Regions from separate parts of the Homo sapiens genome. Here regions 1 and 3 are each linked to region 2. A link is a contact called in ENCODE Hi-C or POLR2A ChIA-PET data. All regions are on one chromosome and are shown on one strand. Each heading gives the region's core, a stretch centred on a gene start or an enhancer-like site at or near the end of the contact. The rest is flanking DNA. Distances are from core to core; before and after follow the strand shown.

Region 1 (4,403 bases), core at 944-3,443, 960 kb after region 2:
TTGCCCCAAGCCCAATGCCAGGCTGAGGTATATTTCACGACCTTTCTGATTGAAATCTACTGACAGAAAATACACTGGATCTAAGATCTTGTGAGATCTTGCCCAAGCTCAACCCGGCCCACTAACCTTTTGTGTTCATGGCATGAAATGCCCACACTTGGTTCTGGTTTGGGCTGGCACCCTCCCCGGCTTGCTTCACTGTGGTGCGATGTTTCCAAAGCTTCCACACTCCAGAAAGGGCTATAACTTCAGTTTCCTCATTTTTACAAAAGGTCAAGTTTTCAAAAGCTTAGATCCGCTGGGATTTGTCTATGTTGATGAAGATACATGAAAACTGGGGGACATTGCAGTTGACCTTTAGAACCCTCTCTCCACCCCCACCCCCATCTCCATTACCCCAGAGCTAAGCCTCCTCAGGACCTAGTACTTCTCTTCATTCAGTGTTTTCTCACACTGCTGAAAATTACCTGTGACTCATACAAGTGGTTCAAGCTGCTCAGTCCCAGACAGGAATGTTGAGTCTTGCCAGCTGACATGTTGGGGTCACAAGAAAGAGAGAGCAAGTGTCCTGTGGGCTGGAATCAGGGGAGATGCACAGACACCCTGTGAACATTCCAGAGTGCAGGGCTGAAGAATGGCCTGAATGGAGCCGTTAGGCTGATTTCCCTGTGGTCAGAGGCTAGCTGCAATTTTACCCTCCCTTCCCTGCCCAAACACTCCTGACACTGGAATTTCATCAAACGGCTACCGTGTTTGGTTTTCAACCAGGACAAACAAAGAAAAGAGATTTGTTTTCCTGTCTGCTTTTGCTGAATGGAATCTCTGATTCTACTTACCAGCGTGCCTCAGACACCCTGGGGCTGGTTAGGACTTTAAGCACACAGGAATCTCAGCTTTACTCAATCTTTTTCCATATCCTGAGCCCGAGTTCAGACTTCATCCTCCCGGGTCCCCCATGTCCCTTCAACGTCTGATTAATTCTCCAGTCAACTCCCTGCTAATAGTCCACCCACAAATTGCTATTTCAGCTGACCTTCCCCAAAACTTGAGCATCCTTACCAAATACCTTGGGCTTCCTCATAACCTGGTTATCTTCTCATCTGCATGCCTTTCTGGAATAATTTTGAAGTATTAAAAAAAACTCCTCTAATTGTCAAGGGCATGCAGGAAGCTCAGCCCCTAAGGAGCATTGCAGAAATCTGGAGTTCTACTCTGTTTATACCTAAATCTAGCCTTCCAGGAGTTTCAGATAGTTTCCTGGAAACATTTTGTGCTTTGTGTTTTTCACCTTTCTCTCTTAATTGAATATGGGGTGAGGAGCAAGAAAGGGGATTGTGAATTACAATTACAAACAGTACACACATAACACAGGGACAATCTTTGCATTTCTCATTTCTGATCCCAGGGATCAGAGGTAGAGGCAGGCCAGGCGCGGTGGCTCACGCCTGTAATCCCAGCACTTTGGAGGCCGAGGCAGGCGGATCACGAGGTCAAGAGATAGAAACCATCCTGGCCAACATGGTGAAACCCCGTCTGTACTAAAAATATAAAAATTAGCTGGGCGTGGTGGCGCGCGCCTGTACTCCCAGCTACTCGGGAGGCTGAGGCAGCAGAATCGCTTGAGCCCGGGAGGCGGAGGTTGCATTGAGCAGAGATCACGCCACTGCACTCCCGCCTGGTGACAGAGGGAGACTCCGTCTCAAAATAAATAAATAAATAAATAAAAATTTAACAAAAAAAGGTAGAGGCAGCTCTCAGGTGAGTAAATTCGCAGATGCCCACGCATGTCTGGAACATACCCCAGGGGTCATTAGAGACTGCCCAGCAGAGGCGGGAGGATCTTCCGTTTGCTTTTCCTTCAGAACGTTTGTCCGGAGAGCATCCTGTTCTGTTATATGCATATCCACCTCCGTCTCCAAATTACTAGGTTGAGCACAGTGCTCAGTGCCTGGCATTGAGTTAGAAATAGAAAATGAGCTGGCGAGTCCCGGCCCGAGGCTGTGACAGGGGCCATTACTGAGCCCACTCCCCACCAACCTTTCTGCGGTTTAACTGACTCTCCTCCTTCCCCTCCAGATCCCAAGGGCTTGACTCCTACCTCCTCTAAGGCATTTTGAAAAGTTTGCAAATGCACCCTTGATCCTAGCACGTACTTAAGAAGCGGCTCCCCCCTAGAACGTCAGGCTTGAAGCTGACCCCTTCTTCCTCCTCCCGCGCCATTTGGGTCTGTGCGCAGGGCCGGAAGCCTGCTGGGGAGGGGCACGAGGCCGGGCTGGGGCCTCTCCGGAGGGAGCCCGCCGCCCCGCCCAGGGCGCACGCACCCAGCCTCTGAGGGAGGAAGCTGAATGGGGCCAGAGGCTGGCCCTCTTTGGGGATTTGCATTATACAGGCTGTATTTAGAAGCAGCGGCGGGGAGCGGTGGCTCACGCCTGTGATCCCAGCATTTTGGGGGGCCGAGGCGGGCAGATCACCTGAGGCCAGGAGTTCGAGACCAGCCTGTCAACATGGTGAAACTCCGTCTGTGCTAAAAATACAAAAAAAATTAGCCAGGCGTGGTGGCCGGAGCCTGCAGTCCCAGCTACTCGGGAGGCTGAGGCAGGAGAATCGCTTGAACCCGGGAGATGGAGCTTGCAGTGAGCCGAGATCACACCACTGCACTCCAGCCTGGGCAACTCAGCGAGACTCCGTCTCAAAAAACAAAACAAAACAAAACAAAACAAAAAACCAAGAAAAAGAGAATAAAAAAAAATAGAAGCAGCTTTCTTGCTGATAGAAAGCAATGACCCTCTCTGCTATAATTACAACTGAAGAGTCACTTTCTTTCAAAAACTCTATTTTCAGATGTTTACCACTTTCTTTAAAAAGGAAAAAAAATTTGCCTCAAAGGCAGGCAGTCCCCAGGGCATTTCTGGTCTCCTGGGGAAGGAACCTAAGAGCGGTTTGGTAAAATTCCATTTTGCTATCTTGGCGTTACCTAAGGGCAAGAACTGAGGTGGGGCTTTGGTGACAGCAGGGGCTGAAGAGTGCTCTTTTTCATCATCCAGGGTGTCCAATTGTTTTGTTTCCCTGGGCCACATTGGAAGAATTGTCTTGCCCCACACATAAAATACAGCAACACTAACAATGGCTGATACACTTTTAAAAAATCGCAAAGAAACTTCATATATATATATATATATATATATATTTTTTTTTTTTTTTTGAGTTTTGCTCTTGTCGCCGAGGCTGGAGTGCAACGGCACGATCTCGGCTCACCACAACCTCTGCCTCCCAGGTTCAAGTGATTCTCCTGCCTCAGTCTCCTGAGTAGCTGGGATTACAGGCATGCGCCACCAGGCCTGGTTAATTTTGCATTTTTAGTAGAGACGAGGTTTCTCCATGTTGGTCAGGCTGGTCTCAAACTCCTGACCTCAGGTGATCCACCTGCCTCGGCCTCCCAAAGTGCTGGGATTACAGGCGTGAGCCACCATGCCCAACCAAGAACTCATAATGTTTTAAGACAATTTACGAATTTGTTTTGGGCCGCGTTCAAAGCCGTCCTGGGCTGCACGGGGCCCACAGGCTGTGGGTTGGACAAGCTTGCTGGACTGTCATGAAGTTTTGAGTAGGTTAATTGCGTGGAGAGACCTGGAAGACAGGATCCTGGGTTGTACTGTACTCTCCCCGCCATTGGACCTGTGCTCCCTCCACCCAGGTGGCATCGCAGTGGCCAATGGAGAACAGAGCCAGACTGCCTCGGTGCAAATCCCAGGCTCCTAGTCCTGTGGACCACTTACTCCTTCGGTGAACTTGGGAAGCTGTTCATCCTTCCGGCTTCAGTTTTCCCACATGTAAAATGAAGATAATAATGGCACCTACCTCAGAGGATCATTGTGAGGATTAAATGAATTACCACAATAAGAGGGTATCATTGCCAGAAAGGGGTCCCGATCCAGACCCCAAGAGAGGGTTTTTCGGATCTTGTACAAGAACTCTGGGCTAGTCCATGAAGTAAAGTGAAAGCGAGTTTGCTAGACAAGTAAAGAAACACGAGAATGGCTACTCTATAGGCAAAGCAACCCTGAGGGCTGCTGGTTGGCTATTTTTATGGTTATTTCTTGATCATATGCTAAACAAGGGGTGGGTTATTCATGAGCTTTTTGGGAAGGAGATGGAGATTTTCCCCCTCCCCCAGTTGAGGACTCCTCCTTCTTTTAGACCATATAGGATAATTTCCAGGTGTTGCCATGGCATTTGTAAACTGCCATGGTGCTGGTGGGAGTGTCTCTTAGCATGCTAATGTATAATTGGCATATACTGAGCAGTGAGGACAACCAGTGGTCACTTTCATTGCCATCTTGGTTTTGGTGGGTTTTGGCAGGCTTCCTTACTGCATCCTGCTTTATCAGCAGGGCCTTTGTGAC
Region 2 (4,597 bases), core at 1,689-4,188:
TATATACTTGAATGAGGAGTTAAAAGCTACAGAGCTCTTCTGATCTTTCCTGCCAGGTCTTCCCCTTCTGAAGGAGAAAGTATGAATCCTTAGGTAAGCCTGATCTTTGGGTTGGGCCTCTCAATTTTCCCACCCTACCCAGGTGAAAAGCACATTCCATCTGAAAAATCTAGAATTAAAAAAAAAATTCTTTGTAAGGCTTTGGAGAGACTCCCTACACAAGGCTATCATTTCTGCTTTTAAATAGGCTAGTTAAAAAACTTATGGTTGCAACTTGTTAAATCATATACAAAAATCTCAACCAGTTTTAAAAATATGAAGAGCAAGCCACAGGATTTTCTACATTGGTATACATCTTTGCCAGACAATCAGAGTCTCCTGTCTATACATATTCTTCATATATTTTTGTGTCCTAAGTCTGAGCATAAACCAAAGCTCCCAGGAAGTTATTGTATTCGAAGTTATTCTTAATATCTGGAGCCTGCATTAGGAACAATGTGTAATTGTTCCATGGGTTAAGGAGACAGTATGCTAGGCTCTTGGCCTCAGAGTGTTCCTACTGGAAAGGTCCCTGAAGATTACCTAGTCAAATCATCCTGGTGTTACACAAGGAAACCGAGACCCAGAAAGGAGAGTCGTTTCCTCAGTAGCATAAAGTCACCAGGTGTTCAGATTCGGCATAGGGCTCATTCTACGCCCTAGTTCCTTTTCCCCGGGAATGCTTTTTCTGTGATGCTTCTTGATGCTATATTTTCCTATTTATTGAAGGTGAAAATAGTCATATTGCTGAAAATCCTTATAATATATACTTGAGTGCCTTAAATAAAAGGCTTTGTGTTAATAAGATTCTAGAATTCAAGAAAAACTGTTGTTAGAACGAGGACCAGATGGCCAACTTCTAGAGAAAGTGCTTCCAGATACCTCTGAATGACTCTTCAGATTTGAGAACAAGGGCCTTTCTAGAGAAGGAAAACCATTAGGCTCCTTCTTAGTCCGAGGCTGGTCAGGCCCCTTGTCTAAAATTCCCCCCAAATGTGTGGGGTACTTTGTTTTTTATTAAGCAGGATTAAGTTACACTAAGGTGCTTTGGATTAAGGCCTTGACATCAACCCAAACACATCTAGGTGCACAGAACAATCAAAAAGTGACTTTTGCGCAGAATTTAAGGTAAACGTTTAGGCAGAAGTGACTGAGAAGAATAAAAGCCTAGATAACCTCCAGGAGAAGAGTGAAGCCCAGGCATACCCCAGAATCGTGACACTTACTGCCACCGTACATCTGGATGTACTGGATGACTAACAGTACAGTCTATTTTTTCAAGAAGGTTATAAAAATCTATGGGCTCCACACTGCGTGTAATGTGGGTGAGGTAACAAGCTGGCGAGAATTTTTGCTTCTGCATTTCCTGATTTAGGAAAGAGGAGTGGTAGGGGTGTAAAAGGTGTATTATGCCTATTACTGAATCTGTATGTATTTGGTCTAATAGTGGTTGCTTGGGCAAAAGTTACTCTCCTACACTGAATATGGAACCCCTTCCAAATCTTGTTCAGGTCCTCAAAGAATCAATGAAACCATTTTCCCTTTCTGATAAATCCGCTGGTCTTGTATCTAGTTGTGTGGATCCATAAATTAAAATACAGAGGATCATTTTCTCTGATCCAAAAATTCTTGGTTTGGGGGTAGTTAAAATGAAACTTCTGAAATTCTATCCTTAGTACGGACATTTAGGACCCAGGGGCTACATCCTAGAATGGAATTGTGCCCTGCTTCCATAAAACGGTTGATAAACCAACAGACACGACTGGATTGTCTTAAACCAAGTTCAACTGTCATTCCATTTTAATCAAAAAGTAAATTGGATTCAGCATATACGAATATATTGACTATCAGTACAACTGAGCCATACAACTGATAGTCTAAGGCTGATGACAAGGAGAAAGCTCCTAAAACAAGGCTTAGGGGAAGGCTGTTCCCCTGTAAGCAAAGCGGACTGAGGGCATTGGTGGCGCAGCAGCGTTCAGAAGTAGAGGGAAGTTTTGATGTATCAAGTACCGAGGGAAACACACACAGCGTGTCTGGAAACCATCAGAAGATGCTAGAAGGAAGTAGTCATGGATAATTCTAGAAATTTCTAGAACACCGACTGGAGGGGGTCATTGTTTAAGATGAGTACAGCCGAGTTTCTCTCCAATTTAAGACACAAGACTGGAGAGAAAGGCGTCGTAGTAAACAGCCCCAACCGGGGGAGCAGGGGGTGTGATAATGAGGCGTTAAGGGGCATTAGGGACAGTAAGAAAAGGAGAGTTGGGGTGACGATTATTGAGCACTGCTATAGGAGGCGGCTCTCGCAGGGATAATCAAGGGAGAGGGGTGTGAAATAAGGGTAACGAATTGCAGGGGTAAACTGTGGGAAGGGGCTGCGCAGACTTCAACAGCAAAGAAAAAGAAGGAACGGGGCTGGGGCGTGGCCCAGAGAGGGAACGGCTCAATAACGGGCTACCGGGTGAAAAGAAGCCGGGTGGGGAGGCGCTCTGCTGACAGCTGCCGCTCCCCCGTGGCGCCCACAGGGTTAAAAATCAGGGGCCACGGGACCAGGCCGAACTCGGTTTCCAGGGCAACGGCTCCACAGTTCCGGCAGCGCAGGCCCGTACCATTGCGCGGGCGCGGGGGAGCGGGAGCGGCGGAGGGGACGCGCTGCAGGGCGGCGGAGCCGGGGCCGGCCCGGGCGCTACCAAACGCACGGCCCGCCTGCTCGCCCGGGGTCTGCGCCGAGCCGCGCTCCGGCCGGACGGCCGCGGCGTCCTTGGTGCGGGGGCCGGCAGCTCCCAAGTGGCCGCGGACGGCGGGGGAGAAGGAACGCACGCCGCCGGCCGGGATTGGCCTCCTGGTCCCCCCGCCTGGGCGGCGGAGTGCGGGCGGCCCGGGGCTGGGAGGTTTGAAAAGCGGGCGAGAGACAAAGGCAGCAGGAAGCCTCCTCCGCGCCCGGAGCCCGTGCGCCCGGCCCCCGGGGCCCCCTCGCCGCCCGCCGGCCCGCGGAGCAGCGGCGGCGGCAGGAGGCGGAGGATGCGGCAGGGGGCGTGGGCGCGGCGGCGCGGGCGGAGCGGCGCGGCCCGGGCGCGGCGTGGGTAGAGCCGAGGCGGCGGCGGCGGCCGGCCTCCGGGAGCGAGAGCGAGGCGCCTTCCCCGCCCGGGATGTGAGCGCCGTGCGGAGCCCGGGGCGGGGGAGGGCCGGGCCGGAGGCGCAGCCGGCAGGAAGGAAGGACGGACGGACCAGGAGGAGGAGCGGCGGCGGCGGCCGGAGCCGGAAGGCGGGGAGGGGCCGGCCGTTGGGCCCGAGGCGGCGGCGGCGGCGGCGGCGGCGGCTGGGGAGAAGCGCTCTCGTCGCCTGCCCGAGGCCGGAGCGGCGGGGCCCGCGCCTCCTCCCCCCAGCGCCGCGGAGGGGGGAGGAGGAAGATGGAGACCCACATCTCATGCCTGTTCCCGGAGCTGCTGGCCATGATCTTCGGCTACCTGGACGTCCGGGACAAGGGGCGCGCGGCGCAGGTGTGCACCGCCTGGCGGGACGCCGCCTACCACAAGTCGGTGTGGCGGGGGGTGGAGGCCAAGCTGCACCTGCGCCGGGCCAACCCGTCGCTGTTCCCCAGCCTGCAGGCCCGGGGCATCCGCCGGGTGCAGATCCTGAGCCTCCGCCGCAGCCTCAGCTACGTGATCCAGGGCATGGCCAACATCGAGAGCCTCAACCTCAGCGGCTGCTACAACCTCACCGACAACGGGCTGGGCCACGCGTTTGTGCAGGAGATCGGCTCCCTGCGCGCTCTCAACCTGAGCCTCTGCAAGCAGATCACTGACAGCAGCCTGGGCCGCATAGCCCAGTACCTCAAGGGCCTGGAGGTGCTGGAGCTGGGAGGTTGCAGCAACATCACCAACACTGGCCTTCTGCTCATCGCCTGGGGTCTGCAGCGCCTCAAGAGCCTTAACCTCCGCAGCTGCCGCCACCTTTCGGATGTGGGCATCGGGCACCTGGCCGGCATGACGCGCAGCGCGGCGGAGGGCTGCCTGGGCCTGGAGCAGCTCACGCTACAGGACTGCCAGAAGCTCACAGATCTTTCTCTAAAGCACATCTCCCGAGGGCTGACGGGCCTGAGGCTCCTCAACCTCAGCTTCTGTGGGGGAATCTCGGACGCTGGCCTCCTGCACCTGTCGCACATGGGCAGCCTGCGCAGCCTCAACCTGCGCTCCTGTGACAACATCAGTGACACGGGCATCATGCATCTGGCCATGGGCAGCCTGCGCCTCTCGGGGCTGGATGTTTCGTTCTGTGACAAGGTGGGAGACCAGAGTCTGGCTTACATAGCCCAGGGGCTGGATGGCCTCAAGTCTCTCTCCCTCTGCTCCTGCCACATCAGTGATGATGGCATCAACCGCATGGTGCGGCAGATGCACGGGCTGCGCACGCTCAACATTGGACAGTGTGTGCGCATCACGGACAAGGGCCTGGAGCTGATCGCTGAGCACCTGAGCCAACTCACCGGCATAGACCTGTACGGCTGCACCCGAATCACCAAGCGCGGCCTGGAGCGCATCACGCAGCTGCCGTG
Region 3 (4,311 bases), core at 1,490-3,989, 870 kb after region 2:
AACAAAGATGCCTTCTACCTTTTCATCAAACACCTTGCATATTCAGTAAGAGTAACAGATGAACAGGAAGACTGTGGCTTGGCTATGTCAGAAGGGGCCTTCTAGGGTTTCCTGGCAGTTTCCCAGCCTCAAACATAGTTTTTTTTAAAAGCTGTAAAATAGTTTTTTACAAGCTATCTTTTGCTTGGCAAAAGTGATGTCCAACGGAACGTTCTGTGATGATGGAAATGTTCTATATTTGTACTGTTCAAGATGGTAACTATTAGCCACATGTGGCTATTGAGCACATAAAATGTGGCTAGTAGACTGAGGAACTAAATTTTAAATTAAATTTTAATTAAGTTAAATTCAGATACTCATGAGTAGGGTTATTAGATTTAACAAATAAAGTACAGGATGCTCAGTTAATTATCAGTTACAAATAAGCAACACATAATTCTGTAGCTGAAGTACACTCCAAATATTGCATGGAATACACTTATACTATAAAATTATCCTTTTTTATCTGAAATTCAAATTTAACTGAGCATGCCATATTTTACCTAACAACCTTATACTTGTGACTAGAGGCTGTATATCGGGCGTTGCAGGTACAGAGTGTCCTGTTTTTTGCAAAGTTCTTCGAAATTACTCACAGACTCCTGCAGAATCTAAATCAAGGAGGAAAAGAAATCATTATGATCATATTTGGACAAAAAAATTAAAAGCTGCCTGACTTCTGAAAGAAGGCCATTAGATACCACAGCCAGGACTACTAAACCAATAAAATTCAATTCAAAATTTTTTATTGGATGCCTTCTATGTGTAGAACAAATATTCAGCTCTATACACCAATATTGTCATGAAAATTGCTTAAGACCTCTGTCAGTTTGAATTGGTCGGTGTCTGTGCTGTACTGAGTGTCAACTATTATGAATATCAACCTTCACTAGGAGGAAAATGGGATAGGTCTTGAGATCTTTCCAGGAACTCACAACAGGTGGAGAACCAGCTCCAGACACCAGCTCCAAAAACAAACAAACAAACATTAGCAAGCAATGGATTTCTGAAAAACAAAAATAAAACAAAAAGTTATTTAATATAAGACAGATTCTAAGTGATATATGCAAGAAAAATGCTTTGGGAATATAAGGGGTCAGCCATAGAGGGGAACCACTGGATGGGTGATATTGCTTGTCTATTTCTTTTTTTTTTTCCCCAAGACCTAACAAGCTCTGATCTTTTCTTCCAAGGGCTTCCAAGGGTTTGACAAGTAAGGGTATTTTGTTGTTGTTGTCACCCAGTCTAGAGTGCAGTGGCATGATCACAGCTCACTGTAGCCTTGACCTCCCGGGCTCCAGCAATCCTTATTTGTGAGGCTGAGGTGGTAGGCTTCTTTAAGCCTAGGAATTCAAGGTTAAAGTGCCGCTGCACTCTAGCCTGTGTGACAGAGACAGACCTTGTCTCTAAAAATAAAAAATAAGCCAACAAACCAGCATTTCTCACAGATTTTGAGTTTTAAATATGACTCAGAGTTGCACAGCAGGCTATGGTGGATACTCGGATCCTCGCACTGGTAGCTGTTGGTGCCTCATAGCTGAGTCCATCTCTTGGAATGGCTCTCAGCAAGGGCCTTGCACAAGGCTACACCCCTTCCCTGAGGTCAGGCACCATCAAATGAATGGTCACTAATGGATACAAAGGCCCACACGTTGCCTCATCGGAGGTAACTTAGCACTTTTGTCACTCCGTGCCCCATAAGCCCAGCTGAAGCCTCTATAGCAATGATACTATAGTTCAGCTTCTCCCTCTGTCCAGTTCTGCTTCCCTGACTCCCAAGAGTTGTCACTCTGTACTCCCCATGAACAACAAACCAGTGAGCCCTGCATGCACATCTCTGTCTAGGAGTCTGTTTCTGGGGAGCTTTACCTAAGACATAGGTTATTGAAATATCTTTTAAGTAACCTTCCAGATTCTTAGGACAAACTTCTAGCTTTACTGAGATTGGCTTTTTCTACTGCTTGGGAAAAATGAGACCTGAACTGCCTTTTTCCAGACAGATGTGCAAACTTCACAGAGTCAAGAGACTTAGTGGTTTCTGGAATGAGGGAGGAATTTTCTGGGGCTGGTTACATTAAGTGGGATGACTAGACTGGCAGGTGCCCACAATTAATCTTCCCATTCCTCAGTAAAATGCAGACAACTCAGTGAGATCTGTAGATCTTTGAATGCCCTTAAACCAATCCAATTCTGGACAACAAAATAGTCACTCATCACAGTAAAAGAATCCCAAGGATGAATTTCACCCTCTGCTAGGAATAAATACTTCCTTTTTCTTCCATTAGGCCTCTCACTGATCCCTCTCCTGCCTATAACTTTTCCTGCAAGACTAGAAGCTGCTCTTTGGAACCTTGGGAGTGGACCTTGACACCTCTGATTCACAATCACGTAACCTTGTGGAATCTGACTAACATCTCTCGTGTTGCCAGCTGTCATCTTTCATCTCTCCTCTTGGCTTTGTGCCTTCTTTCAGCTTAGCTGCAAAGCAGGGATGAGGCTAGAGGGGAGGGTAGTGTTAACGTGTGAAGTTCTTTCTATGTACCAAGCACTGTTCTGGGCAATTCACATTATCTCATTAAACCTCACAATAACCCTACAAGGTAGATATGGCTGCCCTCTCCCTCTGACACACACAACAAACACCACAGTTCAAAGAGTTATGTAATTCAGTTCTTTGAGATGTGTAACGTCTCCTTTTTAGGAAGTTATCAGACTCGGCTAGGTCTGCATGGCACTGTGAAGCAGTGTCTTGGGTTAACTCTAACGTTCCTAATGTTAGTCTTGGAAGAACTCAGTTTGATAGTGGTTTGGATATGAAAGGATCTAACCCTGATTTTATTCCTAAGTCCTTTAGAGCCTTAGCCGTCCTAAGGTGTAGGTCAGAAGAGGTATCTGAAACTGCGATGGTCTAACAGCTGCCCAACATCCTTGGATCATGAATGAACTGATTAATGAATTCACGTAACAGGTGTCCACTGCACCTTTACTGCTGACAATGTGCAGAAAGCGTTATTCAGGGGTGCTATGGCCCAGTGGTTAAGAGCAGAGACTCTCAAGTCAGGCTACTTGAATTCAAATCCAGGCTGTACCACTCAGTAGCTGTGTCACATTATACCAGATATTATATTAATCTTTCGGGACTTCAGGTTTATCACTTGTAAAATGAAGGTGAAAATACTTCATGGGAAGTAGTTGTGAGGCCTAAGCAGGATTGTCCGTGTAAAGGGCTTGGCACACAAGTAACTGCTTGAACCATGGTAGCTGTTGTCTTATTATAGGACAAAGCAAGCCATGGAAGAATGGATCCAAATTTTAGGAAACACAGAGTTTAGGAGGGGAGATGAAATGTGTGCATAAATAACTATAACACAAATTTAGAAAGTGATGGATGATGTGGAGGTAAAAAGCATATAATAAAACTTAGAGGAAGAAAAGATTACTTCTAGGTAAGGAGATCAGGGGAGGTTTCTTGGTTGAAATAATATTCAAGCTGATAGATGATAAACACAATCAGTTTTAAACCTGTGAGTGGAAACCCTGTTGTAAACCAGCAAACACTAACTGAAGTCAAAAATAATACCAAATGACAGGCTGCTGGTGCAGAGTCCTGGAATACAGCATTGCACATCTTGGTGCCTGTGGGGCAAAATGAATACAGGGTGAAACCTGTCCAACCCACAGATCTGCTTTCCAGTCAGTTCCACAAGGGTCATTCTGACCCAGGCAAGACTTGTCTGGTGACCTCCATCAGGACTAGCTCTGGAGAAGACTCCAAATCAATGACTGACAGCAAGCGTTCATTAAGTGGATGCCATGAGCCCAACACCGCAGGTATGGGAAAGGATACCACATACACACACAAGTGACTCCCTCTGTCAGGGAACTTATATAGTCTTGTTAGGAAGACAAGATTAATATACTACATGATTTTTATGGCATTTGTTGTTCTTTTTCCTGTTCATAAAAGCAATACGAGTTCACTGTAGAAAATTCAGAAAATACAATTACATATTATAAAAGCAAATTTATCCCAAATCCCACTATCCAAGATTAACCATAAAATTCCATAAAATTAACCATAAAATTAACCATAAAAATTCAAATTATGAATTTGTACAGCCTTGTCTCCCGAGACAGGCATCTTATCCCCACCCTCACCTAACACTTGCTCATAGGAGAGATTCTTGTGCAAGTGGATCATTCATTTTCTTGTTTCTTCTTTCCCCGCTGGATATGTCTGCCTGGGAATGCGATTTGGCTTCAAGTACAGAG

The links. Hi-C counts contacts between places; a loop is a spot of excess contacts on that map. ChIA-PET counts read pairs that join two places held with the same protein, here RNA polymerase II (POLR2A). Pooled maps may share reads with other maps.
Region 1: a pooled map shows a loop between it and region 2 (4-fold over the local background). The contact joins the promoter of NINJ2-AS1 here to the promoter of FBXL14 in region 2. A Hi-C loop is called at or near these places in 3 of 168 maps with a recorded cell type or tissue (chondrocyte, esophagus muscularis mucosa and prostate gland), 1 of 37 single-sample maps with no recorded cell type and 18 of 50 pooled maps. POLR2A ChIA-PET finds 5 or more read pairs at or near these places in 2 of 52 experiments (CD4-positive, alpha-beta T cell and activated CD8-positive, alpha-beta memory T cell).
Region 3: a pooled map shows a loop between it and region 2 (2.3-fold over the local background). The contact joins the enhancer-like site here to the promoter of FBXL14 in region 2. A Hi-C loop is called at or near these places in 1 of 50 pooled maps. POLR2A ChIA-PET finds 5 or more read pairs at or near these places in 2 of 52 experiments (HEK293 and activated T-cell).

The regions. Positions count from the first base shown.
Region 1 is chr12:628,681-633,083 of GRCh38, reverse strand. NINJ2-AS1 (NINJ2 antisense RNA 1) reads right to left here and starts at 2,193. Exons shown (of 5, transcript NR_122124.1): 1 at 2,099-2,193; 2 at 837-870; 3 at 468-575. The region is part of intron 1 of NINJ2 (ninjurin 2); the gene reads left to right. RefSeq lists silencers at 2,168-2,267, 2,328-2,407.
Region 2 is chr12:1,592,922-1,597,518 of GRCh38, reverse strand. It overlaps FBXL14 (F-box and leucine rich repeat protein 14), which reads left to right and starts at 2,938. Exons shown (of 2, transcript NM_152441.3): 1 at 2,938-4,597. The coding sequence starts at 3,453. RefSeq lists enhancers at 2,234-2,303, 3,674-3,863, 4,381-4,597 and silencers at 2,564-3,433, 4,414-4,463.
Region 3 is chr12:724,744-729,054 of GRCh38, reverse strand. It overlaps LOC101929432 (a long non-coding RNA gene), which reads right to left. Exons shown (of 4, transcript XR_007063153.1): 3 at 4,198-4,311; 4 at 769-1,045. Among named protein-coding and RNA genes, the nearest start is that of LINC02455, 10 kb to the right of the region's middle. Within about 2 kb of position 2,739, at least 2 of the 41 ENCODE cell types and tissues checked have a DNase peak (open chromatin) inside an H3K27ac peak, as active enhancers do.